Linked DNA regions of Homo sapiens: region 1 is linked to region 2. A link is a loop called in an ENCODE intact Hi-C map of the cell type or tissue named here. Cell type or tissue: HCT116. All regions are shown on one strand.

Region 1 (8,000 bases), 110 kb after region 2:
GTTCCTATAGACGGAACTTCTGATGTTAGAATCATAAGGCTTTTATGAATTGCTTAAGATGTTTTTCAGATCCTGAATTCCAGCAGCAACGGCTGACACCCACCAGTTTGAAGACCCCCCACAACAGGGAACCAGATCAGCTTGAGAATACAGTTTCTTCATCTCCCTGTCTCCTGGCTTTACCCTGCACCCTTCGACCAATCAGTGATTCCCCAGACCTCAGCCCACTCCAAACCCCTAAAAACCTCTGGCCCCAAACTCCTCTGGGCGGTGGATTTGAGGTTTCCTCCCCCTCATTTGGCTGCCTTATGATTAAACCTCTTTCTCTGCTGCAACCCTGTGTCTCAGTGCATCGGGCAACGAACCTGGTAGAGTTACCAACCTGTGGGATCTGATGCTATCTCCAAGTAGAAAGTGTCAGAATTGAATTAAATTAGGGGACATCCAGCTGGTGTCCAGTGGAGAATTGCTTGCTTTGTGTGTGAGGAGAAACCCTCACACATCTAGTGTCAGAAGCATTGTGTTGAGGAGTGTGTGAGAGTAGAGAGTAGGAAAAACATTCTGAGTTCTGGATATGGTGCAGTTTTTTACTGCATCCTGGACATTTTGATTCTTCTGTCAGGAGACTCTTTTTTGTTTTTTGTTGTTTTAAATTTTTTTATGTTTTGAGACAGGGTTTTTTGCTCTTGTTGCCCAGGCTTGAGTGCAATGGCATAATCTCAGCTCACTGCAACCTCCGCCTCCCGGGTTCAAGCAATTCTCCTGACTCAACCTCCCAGATAGCTGAGACTACAGGCAGGTGCCACCATGCTCGGCTAATTTTGTATTTTTAGTAGAGACGGGGTTTCACCATGTTGCCCAGGCTGGTCTCGAACTCCTGACCTCAGGTGATCCACCCACCTCGGCCTCACAAAGTCCCGGGACTATAGGCATGTGCCACCATGCCCAGCTGGAGATTCTTGATCCTAAGTCTTCTGTTTCAATGAGGCTTCACCTTGTTTAGGTTTGATTCATAGGATCTGGTCGACTTTTGTGGGCATTTGTATCAATGACAGTTTAGTTTTCTGAGCCCTTTGAATTCTATTCTGGTTTTGTTTTGTTTTTCCTCTTTGTTCTCCTGGTATTGCTGGGGTTCACACTCAGCCTTTGCTGGTGCTCTCTGGGGGTGGAAGCACACTGTGGAATCTCAACAGAGAACAGGGAGACACAGAGCTCGGCTGATGCCAGCCCAGCTGGTGGATCAGACGGGCTGCAGGGACTCTGGTTGTGGAAGGAGGATTCAGGATCCCAACTCAGGCTCTGCTGGGCTTTCCCTTTCGTTTGGCTGGACAAAGCAGGCTTCTCTTGGATTATTTTGTCTATTCCTGTTGGTGGTTCCAAGTTGCAGGCCCATCGGGTGCCCAGCCTGAAGGTACGTGGGAGATAAAAAGGAAACCTAGGGGACTCACCAGACCTCTCAAGTCTTGAAGCTCCCAGCCAGTCTGCCTTCCTTCTCTCGGCTTTCAGAGTCCTTGTATCATGGTCCATTGACTAATTAGCGGGGTATGTAGTTGTATTTAGAGGGTAACAACAGAGAAAAGTGACTCAGTGCCATCTTCTTCTGGAACAGAAAGCCCATTTGGGTGACTGATTTAAAAAAAAAACAAAACAGGAAAACAAATATTCACTAATGTATTTTGCTTGGTAAGCAAAATGTTTCAAAATGTAGAGGAAAACAGTAAGAAAACCTCTGGTTGGTGTTATAGATTGAATTGTGTCCATTACAAAAGATGTGTTGAAGTCCTAAATCTAGTATCTCAAAATGTAGTGTTATTTGTAAATAGGGTCATTGAAGATGTAATTAAGTTATAATGAGTTCACACTGGAGTAGGATGGGTGGGCCCCTAGTTCAATGTGATTGGTGTTCTTCCAAAAAGAGAACAATTTGGACACAGACACAGAGGGAAGATGGCCATGTGGTAAGATTGCTGGTAGAAATGAGAACTGGACACCCCAAAATGAAAGCCTCAGCAACAGCCTCTTCCCCAAGGTGGGCCATAGAAACCAGAGCCCCCTTTCCCCCAAGCCAGCCATAAAACCTAAAAATAGTCTAACTTTCCCTCTCCCTCTCTGCCATTTGGTATAAAAACTGGCCATAAAGACATTAATTATTTGACTTATCTCATCTGATAAGAGCTTATAAGGCCCCCGTTCCAGAGATAGTCCTGCCCCACACACAGAAAGAAAGTATTATGGTTTGGCTGTGTCCCCACCCAAATCTCATCTTGAATTGTAGTTCCCATAATCCCCATATATCATGGAGAGACCTGGTGGAAGGTAATTTAATCATGGGGGCAGTTACCTCCATGCTGTTCTTGTGATAGTGAGTGAGTTCTCATGAGATCTGAACGTTTTAGAAGGGGCTTTCCCCTCCTTCGCTCTGCACTTCTCCTTGCTGCTGCCACATGAAGAAGGACATGTTTGCTTCCTCTTCCACAATGATTGTAAGTTTCCTGAGGCCTCCCCAGCCCTGCTGAACTTTGAGTCAATTAAACCTCTTTCCTTTACAAAAATACACAGTCTTGGGTATGTCTTTATTAGTAGTGTGAGAACAGACTAATACAGAAGGAACGCTCTACAGAGAGGCCAAGAGGAATCTAACAGACAGCCTTCATGGGTTTCCCCACTCAGCCTATTAACATTAGATCTTATCCTCTTTGTCCCCTTATATTTCTACATAGCTGCCCGTAGTTTGTTGAACCTAAGCATAAAAATGGCCAGTTTCCCTATATCTTTGGGTCTTCATTTTGAAGGCTCCTGGGTGATACAAACTATGACCAAATAAGTTTGTTTGTCTTTTCTCCTAATGAATCTGCCTTCTGTCAGTTGATTTTCAGTGAACCTTCAGAGGGCAAAGGGGACATTTTCCCTAGGCCCCTGCAAGGCCGAAATTGGAATGGTGTATCTGTAAGCCAAGGAACTCCAAGGATTGCTGGTTGTTACCAGAAGTGTGGAGCAAATTCTCCCAGAGTCCTGAGAAAGATCAACCCTGCCGGCACCTTGATTTCAGACTTCTAGCCTCCAGAGCTGTAAGGGAGTAACTCTATGTTGTTTTAAGCAACAAAATAGTTTGTGGTACTTTGTTACAGTAGCTTTAGGAAATTAGTACAATTGGGAACTAGTGACCTGGTATGCTTAAACATGGGAGAGACAAACAGACATACAAGATGCATCACAAACTCAAAGTCAGGACAACCCGTTTTCTAGGCACACATTCCCATAATGGGACAGAGAACTGAGAGCAAAGTCTAGGAGGTGTAGAGACTGGTCTGGAAGCACCTGGATGCTTGGTTTCAACTGCCTGCCCTTGAGTGGGCCACATGGCAACAAGCATCTCCCCGTAACAATGATGGACTAAGGTCAGATACTCCCTTCTGTTGGCTGGGCAAACAGCAACCCTTACATTACAAATGGTTGGGATGAAATATTTACCCAAATGACATTGCTCAGTGTGGGGTTGTGGCATAAGGCAGCTATCTCATTTATTAAAGCTGATTTACATGGACTGATTTTGGCTTCCACAAAGAAACCATGAGGTCCTAACTGTAGTACCTCCAAATGTGACCTTATTTGGAAACAGGGTCACTGAAGATGTAATTAAGTTATGAAAGTTACTTTGGAAAGTAACTTCAAATGAAGAAGTAGGGCAGGAAAAATGTGTCCCCTAACCACCATCAAAAACAGGAGAATGTACATGTATTTCATCCGTTACATTTTTTTCCACAAGTATTTTTGCTTTGAATCCTCACTTTAGAAACTGTTTCTCCTGAAAGCTAGGTGGCATTTCAGGGTCACTCTCTGCTAACAGGTGAAGGCCTGTCACAATTTATTACTATTTCAGTTAAAAGATTCACTCAAATAAATCACAGAGATTCTTAAAGTTGCTACAGAATCAGGGCACTTTTTGGGTTCTAACTTGGAGGGAGGAATTCAAGACCACAGACCCCACTTTGATGTAAGCATTTACACAGAACTTGGATCTGACTCAGAAAATTTTAGGACCACCTGGGGCAGATGGAAGAAAGTATTTAATGAGCACCTACTGTGTTCCAGGACCCATGGTAGGTGCATTTCACGGAAATCACATCTGTTACCCTGTGGTCCTGTGGCAGAGACATACAAAGGGGGTCGTTTCAAATGGAAAACATCTAGTTAGTCTGCAATGATCCAAACAAAAATTTTAAAAGAACACGATAGTTCCTTCTCTTAGAAGCCCAAAATCCACTTTCTTGGAGTCTAATGAAATGAGCCCTTTTTTTTTGGAAATGCAGTGACTCCAGGGTCTCCAGGCAGGAATAAATCTTGGCTCTGAGTAGATCTTTCATCCCCTGTAATGAATTCCTCAGGCCCTGCCAGTCCGAGAGCAGCAACGGCTCCCTGAGAGGCCTGTTCTCAGGACAGAGTTTCATTGTATTCAACACTGTGATCTTCCTGCCAAAAATTAATCCCACAAGCCACATCTTGAACAACACCCCCACCCCCACGCAGTCTGAGCCTCCCTCAGACTTTTGAATTTGAAGAAGTTGGAAAGATTTGGAAAGCGGGGGTTACTTTCTTAAGCAGGACAGATGCATTGAGACCACCTTGCCAATCATAAATAGAAGACTGGCTTCAGTTCCTCGGTCATAATTAAGCAAAACCACAATTGTTTCTCAACAAGCCCCTGACTGTTGTGTTCTCTGTCCAGGTGGCCGGATCACAAGACCCCAGGTACTTTTAAGGAAGTGGACTGGTCATGTGTGTGTCCTCTATATCATCCTTTTTGGCTCTCATTGTCGTTGTGTGATTAGTTACGGTATCATGACAAGACCTGGGGAGAGCGAGGTCACCTTCTGAGATAAAACACTCAGCAAGTGCCCCCCAGTGGTGGTGGTGGTGGTGGTTTTTAATTGACAAATAATAGCTGTATATATTTACAGGTTGCACTGTGGCTAGAGGACATTATGCTAAGTGAAATAAGCCTCCGGCAGTTGCTAGAACAGGTGAGGCTCTGCGGGTTCTCAAATAACAGTTACTATTTATATGTCCCTGAAGAGTCTTCCGGATTTGGGAGCTGCGGGTGAACGGTATGAGCAATCGTAAAAAATCTGAGCAGCTGCAACTTCCACCTTGCCTGGGCCTGGCTCCATCCTGCAATATCTCCCTCCCAACCTCTCTCCTTTATCTGTCCCCCATCCCTCCCCATGCCAGAGTTAGGGGCTTTGCATGATACTGTTCTGCCTAGTGCTTGCTTTGCTGTTAAACTTCAGTCAACCTGAATCGCTGAATCCCTGGAGAAATCGAGTGGTTAAAATCTCAACATGGGAATTTTAGGTCCTTGTCAATCACATTCTAATTTTGACCTGGGCAGGTGTGATGCGTGGGTCCTTCTCTCCCTCTGCCCCACCCAGATACATCATCCCAAACTAGCACCAGGCTGACACCCACTCAAATACCTCTAAAGTTACATAATTGTCTAAATATAAAATCCAGACTCTCTGGCCTGGCATTCAAACTTGCCTACTCCCAGCCCTTCCCCAGAAGACACCCTAACGTACCTTCCAATGGTCTTTCCCACTTATTATTTATTTATTTATTTATTTATTTATTTATTTATTTATTTATTTATTTTTGTTAGCCGGAGTCTCGCTCTGTCACCCAGGCTGGAGTACAGTGGCGTGATCTTGGCTCACTGCAACCTCCGCCTCCCGGGTTCAAGTGATTTTCCTGCCTCGGCCTCCGAGTAGCTGGGACTACAGGCACCCGCCACCACGATCGGCTAATTTTTGTATTTTTAAAGAGACGGGGTTTCACCCTGTTGGCCAGGCTGGTCTCGAACTCCTAAACTCCTGACCTCAAGTAATCCACCCACCTCGGCCTCCCAAAGTGCTGGGATTACAGGCATGAGCCACCACGCCTGGCCCCACTTACTCTTTATTTTTGAAAATCACACTGCTTTTTCAAAAGTTACGAGAGACATGTTAGTTGCCAAACCCAAAGCACTAAGTTCTAGCCTCTGTACTGATTGGTGCCAGGCACCTGCTGGCCTCTCCTGCTTTCCTAAACATCTCCCTGCCTTTCCTCCCACTCCACCATGCTCTCCTGGCTCTTTAAAAGCAGCTCCACTCTGTTGCCTTTTCTCTAACCCCTCTTCCTTCTTCTGTTCATTTAACTTGGATTTCATAAGAATCCTAATGACCCTAGCTGCCATTCCCTGGGCTCTGCCCTGGTGCCAGGCATTGAAATCAGGGCTTTACACACACAATCTTATTTAATTCTCATCATTGCCCTGTATGGGAGTTTCTATCATTATGCCCAATTTACAGATTAAGAAATTAAGGCTCAGAGAGATTCAGCAATCTACCCAAGGTCACACAGCTAGTTAGTGACAGAGCGGGGCTCAAACTCAGGTATGACACCATAGCTGTGGTGTTCATTACCACCCTGGAGGCTGTTTGGCCTCCTTTCCTCTCCCCACTCCTCCTGTCCAGTTTCTTCTCCTCTTTTCCTCCCTCTACTCCCCTCCCCTCTTCTCTCCACTTGCAGTCCTCTTCCCTTTGGAAATCTCATGGATCTTGGAGCTTTGCACTGCTGCCTGAATGACCTCCCCTCAAAGCTCAACCTTCAGCCTCCATTTATTGCTTGAGCTCCAAACGCATCCCCATATTTACAGCTTTCTGATGATCACCTCTTCCTTCGTGAGCCTTGTAGGTCCGAAGATAGCCCCTCACCTCCTCTCTCCTGCCTTGCCCCAAGACCCTGCTTTCCTAGCCAGCATCACTCTCCTCCTGCTCACCTAGACTCAAGGCCTCTCTTTCCCTTGGGTCACCTTTCCCTCCCCACCCCCACCCAGTTCACACACCTCACTGGTCCTTCCCTTCCGCCTCTCAGTGGCTCAAATGTCTTTCTTCCCCTCCATCCCACCTCCATTTGGCTATGTCAGGCGTGGGTACCGCTTATTTCCATCACTGCAAGGGCCTTTGGTTTTAGAGCCTGTTTTCCTAACTCACATAGCGATGTCAAGTAACTTTCCATGAGCTGGAGCTCAGATTGAATTCATAAAAGCTAACTCTTACCTAACATGAAATGGCAGGCCCTATTGCAAGGGCCTTACCCACTCAGTCCTCACAACAACCCTAGGAGGTAGGTACTGTTGTTATCCCCATTTTGCAGGTGGGAAACTGAGGCTCAGAGAGGCATGGTCACTTGTCCTAGATTCCACAGCTAATAGGTGGCAGTTCTGGTATCTGAATCCAGGCAGCCCAACACCAAAATGCCTGCACATAACCACTACTCCCAACTGGCTCATGTCACACCCCTGCTCAAAACATTCAGTGGCTCCCCATGGCCATTCTTGAGGCCGCCAGCTCTGTGATGGATAGTATCTGTGTGCCTGGAGGGACAGAACTGGCTCTTGGAGGAGTTTGCATTGTGCCAGCCCTAGACATTGTGCATCAGTGGCATAGGCAGAGGGGTTCTTGCAATTTGCCAACCAGCCAAGTGAATCGATTGTCCTCAGTGGGGTCCTGTTCCCAGAAGGGGCAGCAAGCGAGGGAGGGAGACACAGATAAGTTGTCCATTTCACATTTATCTCAGGGAGTGAGAGTTGAGATAGGGTCTCCTCGTACCACTGGTGTGGACAGAAAGAGCAACAGGGCAACAATGAACACTGGTGGTGGCCCTGGGGAATTTGGCCTTGCAGGGTGAAGTAATCATAATGTATGTTGCTTTTTAAAGGGGTGCCCAAGGAGCGCCCTGTCCTCAGACCTCCCTCGCTCAGGGATGTTTACCTGGAAGAACGAGAGGGCCCGATAACAAAGACATTGGGTTCTCGCCTCCAGGCCTCGAGACTGACTCTGTCCTAGCTGCTGTATCTTCAGGGGCTGAGGATGTTGAGAAAGTCAGAGGGAGGTTACCCAGGATAAGATAGAAGGCTCCAGACTACACAAGCCCTATTCTTTTAGAGTGAGCGGTGCAGAGTC
Region 2 (8,000 bases):
GGCCTTGCTTGATGAAGGCTCCCGGGCGGTTCTCAGCCACCTGGGCCTCAGTGATCTGGGCAGTGCTGGGCAGGGCCTTCCGGTTCCACTTGATTCTGTGCTTGATGCCCCTCGTCTGGACCGCAGAGAGGTGGCTGAAGAGCAGCATGCAGACAGTGGCCAGCCACCACCAGCTCAGGTGCTTCCTCATCGCGTCAGAACCTGCCAGAGAAACGGCGGTGGGTCAGCTCCCCACCAGGCCTGCCTGGGCTCCCCTGCCCCCTCCCAAGTGCAGGAGATTTTAAGGAAGGAATCGCATCCTTGTGCTATTTATGTGGTCTCAAAAGCATAATTGTTTCCCCATGTTTGGGTTGTGCAGGGTTAACTCAAACACCGAGCTCCTTTGCTATTGCTAGGATTACATTCACTCAGGGCTCTGGTCCCGGTTTCCGAGACAGGTAAGAATGGCAAAGGGCAATTATAGTGGCTTTGAATACGCATGGGAAAATAAAGGAGTGGTGACTTAATACATGTAGGTTTTCTTTGATACTCCCAAGTCTTTCAAATCAAGAAATCCCTGGGAGGAAAATACAATAGAAGAGTTGGAATCAAATGCTGGTGGGCATGGACTATATGTGTGTGTGTGTGTGTGTGTGTATACACGTATATATATACACATATATATGTATATATACACGTATATACACACACATATATACATATATACACACATATATGTATATATACACACATATATATATACGTATATGTACAGACACACACACATACACACACACACACACACACACACACACACACACACATATTTTAGAGACAGGATCTCACTCTGTTGCCCAGGCTGGAGTGCAGTGGCATGATCATAGCTCATTGCAGCCCTGAACTCCTGGGCTCAAGCAATCCTCTTGCCTCAGCCTCCGGAGTAGCTGGGACTACAGGCACACACTACCACACCCAGCTAATTTTTAAATACATGTTGTAGAAACGGGGTCTCACTATGTTGCCCAGGCTCAAGTGATCCTCCCACCTCAGCCTCCCAAAGTGCTGAGATTACAGGCACGAGCCACTGTGCCGACTTTAGATTGTACTTTCAATCTCCCCTCTTTGTTCTTTATTGCTCTGAGCTGGCACTGTCTTGGGGGCATTCTGCCATCCATTCTGAGGAATTCACTGGCTGCTGATCCTAAAGGGCTTTGCAGTAATGAGAGAGAGAGGAGGAGGAAGGAAGGGAAAGATGGAAACGTAGCAAAGGGACCCCTGCCTCCCCTATGTCCAGGGGTCAAGTGTGCTCCAGGCATCCTTTCCAATCTCACCCCTGGGGGACAGTGTGACCATCTGCTTATCCTACTGGCTTTTTATTGCATACTTTCTTCATGCCTGCCACCGTGTTAAGCTCTTCTCTGACATTGCCTAACTTAATTCTCACATAGAGTAGGTACATTATTATCCCCATGTTATAAATGTTGTCCTGGGATTCAGAGAAGTTAAGTAATTTGCCCAAGGCTGCACAGCGGGGAGGTGGCAGACCTGCACTGGGCTCTGTCTAATGCTGCACTGCATGTGTCCACTAGCCATGCCCCACTGCCCATCTGGGTTTCAGGAGAAGACAGTGCTCACACACTGTGCTTTTCACTCACTGGGTATGATGCCCCCTGAGCTGGGCAAAGGGCAAAGGGCAGGGCCCTTGAGGAATTTCGGAGAAAACGAGATGAAAGGGAAGACAGGAGGGCCTGGGGGAACACCAGGAGGGTCCCGGGTCAAGGTGGCCCTGGGACATCCGAAGGGCTGCCACTGATGTCATGGAAAAGCCCCTCACCCCACACCTTAAGGTTGCCTGTCACATTCGGCTCCTGAATCTACAATAGCCATCAAGGAAATCCACTTCCCAAGGCCGACTGTCAGGGCATTCTAGCACCTGGGTCTTTGCCTGTGTGGATTAGGGAAATGGAAGGAGTTCCCATACCGGAGCTTGCCTAAGCTGTCTCCTAGGCAAAGACTTACTGTGAGGCCATGGGGCCCCAGAGCTGGAGGAGGCTGACAGGGAGCTTGTTTCGCCCCTCACACACCCTCCACCACCCTGCTGCAGCTTCCCTAAAAGTGGCTAATGTTCCTCTGATAAAATGTTCAACTCTGATGCCACATTGCTCCTTATATTAAAAAAAAAAGGCAAAACACAGCTGAAGTGATCTCTAGAAGCACATCCAGTCATCTCTAGAAGCCTGCAAAGAGGCCTCACTGACCTTTCCTTGCTTGTAGACATCGCCTCGTCTTTGTCCCAGGGTGGCTATGAGCATCTGGACCCCCTCACCCCACTCTCTCTGCCTCCTGAGCACAGTGAACTCAGACTGACTTTCTCCAAAGAGATCCAAGCATGAAGCAAATATTCATTAGTCTCCTAAATAGGGCCATACTCCACATCATTCCTTTTTTAAGGAGAAATCTTAAATAAGATTAATGGCATAATAGATCATTTCAGGTGAGTCAAATAAAAAAAATAAAAGCACAGCATTCTTGAGAAAGAGATTAGTTTTCATAGGCAGAAGCTTAAAGGCAAAACAAAATCCCAACCCACAAACCCTAAAGTAGCATTTTATTATAGCACCAACTTAGAGAAAGGCAAGCCCAGTGATGACTGGGTATCCTCGCAAGTCTACCCTGAACTTGGGACCCATCCCCAGGTGTGGGAGTAAAGAAATCATTGCATGATTTTCAATCTGGGATCGAGCCTTGATAAGAAACCAGCAGTCCTGACCACAGAAGTGGCCCCCCACGTACCTTGGCTCTCTCTGGAGTGTGCCTCTGGAGCCTCGAGCTGCACAGTCCCCCAGCACACCCTCTTGGCAGCCAGGTCCGCCCAGCTATATAGGAGCTGCCGGGGGAGGTGGCATTCCTGCAGGTCTCCAAATAAGGCAGCCCTTCCCTCCCCGGCAGACCAATCAGGGCTTCCTGGACCACTCCTTCATCCTGAGAAGGATGGACCTTCTCATCACACTTTACTAAGGAAACCACGTGAAAATCTTGATGAAGTTCAGCAAGGCTTCAGAGGTGCCTTTTAGAATTGGAATGAGATGTGTTAGAAGGAAAATGCTTTTCCCATCAATATCTATGACAGATGTGGCTTCAACAAGCCTCGCTGGACATGCATAGTGTCCTGTACCTAAAGGCCGGCCTTGGACAGCAAAGCAGTCTTTGCTGACAGCCTCTGTGGGGAGGTTCAGCTCAAAAAGAGGGCAAGCGTTCACCTGGACCACCACGCCCTGAGGATGGGACCAACAGGGTGTGTGTGTGGTGGTGGGGGGGGGGGGCGCCGGGGGGCGGTTACACTTTCATCGGGTAGTGGGAAAACAGAACTGGTAGGTATGGGGTGGAAGACACGTGAGAAGACTTCCTGGCATGTTGGGCGAGGAATGCTTGAAGGACTGAATTAGCCCAAAGGCCAATAAGTTAAAGATCTGCGGGAACCCCGGGAGCAGAGACACATTGACACGCAGCCAGTCCCCTGGACAGGTGGTGCGGGCTGAGGGCGAGTTCTGCAGAGTGCCTTCTCCTCTACATGGTGTCCGAGCGCTGCGCAGAAGGGGCTGGAGGTGCATTCCTGGGCTTTCCAAAGCAAGAGACTCATTGGTATTGGGTGACCATTTTGGGCCTTATACAGAAGGGACTTGCTCAGGTGTCCCTGTTACAGTTAGTACTGCAAGGCAAAGTCAAAAGTGAATATGGGAGCAAGTATGGGGCCAGATTTTCCTGTAAACAGAATGCGATTTTTATGCTGAATGTGACCCCGTCAGTGTTCACGGTGGATTTGCGTCAGAGCAATTTTGCAAACCAAATTAAACGGTTGTTATCGAGAAGGACAGCAGATAGCGCCAGAGAGCTGACAAAGACCGCAGCCGGTCGGTGGGAAACCCGGGCTTCTGGGCTCTGGGTGGATTTGGGGCCTCCGGTTGGGCCTTTCTTTCTCCTCTGACTTTAACATTTGTTTCACTTCCCCACTTTTTTTTTTTTAAGAACTTTTCTATTTCCTTTCTAGAACCACAGACTTTTTGTGCTTCTGAATACACACAAAACAGAAACACAGTAGTGTAATCTTAGTACAGACTGTTTGCAAAATGGAGATGAAAAAATCAAAATCTCCTAATAGTTCAGTACCCAGAGACAAATGTCAGGACAATTTTGTTTCACATATAGATACTTAGGGCCACAGTGTTTAGAGCTAGAAAGGACTCAGAATTCTGTGGTCCAGCTCCTTTGCATGGTGAGCTCACAGGCCCAGATAGGCTCAAGGTCACCCAGCCAGGCCGGCAGTGCAGCCTCGGCAGGCTCGTTGTCCCATTGTGAACTCTGTGCACTATCCCCCTGCCTGTTCCCACTAGACACAATCATCTCCAACCCCCTCCACCCCTCTTCTTCCTATTCCCTTTCTAAGCAGGACTTTACCCAGAGAATGGTGGGAGGTTGGTTTAGAGCTGACGTGGCAGCAGATTCCTCTTGTTAGTGAACAAAAGGCTGTTTACAAAGGCACAGAGGAATGGGGAAGACTGAAATTGCTACAGAAGCAGGGAGGAGCTCTGGAAGCTGCAAACAAGGCAAGAAAACAATAAGCAGATGTGGAGAATGTGGAGCCGACCCAATGCTGCCTCGCATCCTCCCTCCCTGCCTGTAAAGATCGACAAACAGACCAAGGAATTAGTGTGAGAACATTCATTTCTTCAAAAGAACTGAGAGACCAGGGCCAAGTGAATTACACTATGTTACATAAAGTGGATTATATTATATAGTCTGGGAAATAGAACTGTGTGTAGATCATCTTTGAGAAAGCAGGAAGAATGAGATGGAGACCACAGATCTGGGTGTTCTATGATGCAGGGGTCTATGACATAGTTCTCTAGATCGCGTAAATAATAGAAAATTATGCCAGTTTCTAAAAACGCAACAGGGAATGGCTGAATTCTAGAATGCATGAATGGGTCATTATTTGATCAATTTCCAGCTTTGATTAGACCTTGGACCAGTTTGAGAGCATTTATAGGTGAATACAGTGATCGTTTGGATATAACCTAGCAGGCCAAATTAACTATACCAGGGAGATTACTGTTTGGCAAGATTACCAACCATATTTGTGCCAGGAAAAGAAGAACACAAGAAGGATAAGCCAGGTTCCATTGCTGGCCCATGGCCTAATGGTAGAGAAATCGCTGAAATGTGATTTGGAAAATAATACTTATTTAGCTGTGTAGCTACCTAAACAGCTGTTACAGTCTGAATGCTTGTGTCCCTCAACAACTCATATGTTGAAATTCTCACCCCCGAGGTAATGGTAATGGAGGTGGATCTTTGGGAGGTGATTAGGTCATATGGGTGAAGCCCTTATGATTGGGATTAGTGCCCTTATAATAGAGGCCTGAGAGTACTCCCTTGTCCCTTCTGCCATGTGGGCACACAGTGAAAGATGGCCATCTATGAACCACAAAGTGGGTTCTCACCAGACACCCAATCTGCTGGCACCTTGATCTTGGACTTGCCAGCCTCCAGAACAGTGAGAAATAAATGTGTGGTGTTTATAAGCCACCCAGTTTATGATATTTTATTATAGCAACCTGAATGGACTAAGACAATAGACATACTTAATTTTTTCTTTTTATTCAAGTCTGAGATCCACACAAAGGTGCACATATTTGCAATGTCCAGCATTATGGTTTTTTTTTTTTTTTAGATGGAGTCTCACTCTGTCACCCAGGCTGGAGTGCGGTGGCGCCATCTCGGCTCACTGCAACCCCCGGCTTCCAGGTTCAAGCGATTCTCCTGCCTCAGCCTCCCGAGTAGCTGAGACCACAGGCATGGGCTACCACACTCGGCCAATTTTTTGTATTTTTAGTAGAGATGGGGTTTCACCGTGTTAGCCAGGATGGTCTGGATCTCCTGATCTCGTGATCCACCCGCCTCGGCCTCCCAAAGTGCTGGGATTACAGGCATGAGCCACCACACCCGGCCCAGCATTATGTATTTTTACAAACCAAATACACCATTGTAACCTGCACCTAGATTAGGAAACTGAGCATGACAGCACACTCCAAGCTCCTCATGGCCTCTTCACGCCACAATTCCCTCCCCTATGCTGACCACTTTTCTGAGTCCCATGCCATAGATTAGTTTTGCCTGGTTTTGTATTTCATATACATAGAATTATATAGAATATAATCTTCTGTGTCTGTGTTTTGCTCGAATTACGTATTTGAGGTTCACCCACATTGTGTGTAGTTATAGATCATTCATTCCATTGTAAGAATATTCCACAACCTACTTATCCATTTCCCTGTTGATGGACATTTGGGCGGTTTCTCATTTGGGATCTTATGAATAGTGTTGTCATGAATATTCCTGCATGTTCTTCTTGGTGCCCATATTTCTGTTGAATATATACTCAGGAGTAGATTTGCTGGGTCATAGAATATGCCTATTTTTCAGCTTTTACTATTTTAGAATTTGGACTATGGCTTTTTTAAAATCTTAAATTCACCCTCCTTTACGGTTTGCCCACTCTTCTGCTCCCAAACCCAGCCGCGAGTCTCCATGTGGTTCCTTTGCCACTTGGCACAGAGCCTATTACTGTAGTCACCGGAGCCTCCCATTCACACATTCTGCTGAGCTCATAGAAGTTGAAGGACTGTGTTTCATTCACATGTGTTTGCCTGGCACCTAGCACAGTGCCTGGAATCTAGATGCATCTAGATTCCCTTTATCCCTTGTTGATCGGTGACGGTCCACATCGCAGTTGGTTGGAATACACAAAAGCAGCAAGAGCAAATTTTACAGGGATAAGGGAGACAGTTTTACAGTTGTTGCGGTTGTCTTTTAAATCAAGGGCAGCATGTTGAAGACCCGTCATGGTGGTAGTTGAGATTCTGTGGTATAGAGTTGTTTAGAAGCAGAAAATGAGCCCAGAGGGTGGCCACAGCTTGGAGAAGCAAATGCTGTGCTAATCCATGGATCATTTCCCCTGCAGTTCTCTGCCCTTCCCGGTCAGAGTGCAGTTAGTGTTTGGAACTTGGCTGTGAGCAATTGACTCAGGGCAGGGATTGGGGTGGAGTATGGGGAGGATGGGAGGGAGGTGAGGAAGGGTGGGAGATGAGGAAGAGCAGTGGTCCTTCTGGCTCAGCCGGGACCACTGAAGCAGTTCTTCCTCTCGTGCGGGAATCACCCAGTGTATGTGGGACAGGATGTTTGTAGGTGAGAAGGTAGAAGATGGGGAGCCACTGAAGGCTTAGGGCAGGTACAGGATGAAGGCTGTGTTTTAAGGTGATCTGTCTCTCGGGTTGTCCAGAAAGGAGAGGCCCAGGAAAGGGCAGAAACTCCCACCTGCAGACCCAAAGAAGGGCAAAGAATGCCAGACTCAGCCACCACCGAGTTCCTCATTTAGCCTCCCCATCACTTTGCTCCTCGTCTGCGATGTTTTTAAAAGCATAATTAACCTGATAAGTTGGTCTGCAGTTTGTCACTCTCCCTAAATACACAGGAAAATGTCCAAATGGAGAAAGGCCTCCCCCAGGACGAGGCTACCTGGACCAGATGACGGTCCAGCTTTTACTGTGTCAGAGTGGGGACACCTGGGTTGCCCAGGGGTGGTGTTCGTTCTCGGGGGAGGGGGGTGAGGGCAGGGCGCTGCACAGAGAGTGGACATGAGCCAAAGACATGAGTTCTAATCCCCAGCCTGCCATTCTCGGCTTTGCAGGGCTTAGTCATCATCGATTACAGGGGAGCTTTGGCCTTCTCTCTCATGGAGGGTGATTTCCACCTCAGACAATAAATGGTATATTTGCTGGGCATCTTTGGGGTGACATAAGTTCACACTGAGGATGAGTTTTCTCATCTGTGCAGGGGTATCATGCCTGCTGCTCCCATCATTGTTACAGCTGCTGCGGATGAAAGATTATCAATTGCTGCTTGGCACAGTTGAAACCACAGAATTCAATACAAATCCTTCCCTGAAATAGTGTAAAGGATAG

What was found. Peaks named below come from ENCODE experiments on the same cell type or tissue, not always from the same donor. Only the 100,000 strongest peaks of a DNase experiment are listed, where the experiment ranks them.
Region 1: it touches region 2 in a loop (10-fold over the local background); 109 of 110 quality-filtered maps call a loop at or near these places.

What each region holds. Positions count from the first base shown.
Region 1 is chr20:4,610,902-4,618,901 of GRCh38, reverse strand. No RefSeq gene overlaps it. Among named protein-coding and RNA genes, the nearest start is that of PRNP, 72 kb to the left of the region's middle. In HCT116, a CTCF peak has its summit at 4,906 (motif pointing left); a DNase peak (open chromatin) is centred at 4,881; H3K4me3 peaks cover 605 bases.
Region 2 is chr20:4,716,742-4,724,741 of GRCh38, reverse strand. It overlaps PRND (prion like protein doppel), which reads right to left and starts at 2,833. Exons shown (of 2, transcript NM_012409.4): 1 at 2,773-2,833; 2 at 1-201. The coding sequence starts at 190. RefSeq lists an enhancer at 3,911-4,130. In HCT116, a CTCF peak has its summit at 3,860; a DNase peak (open chromatin) is centred at 3,851.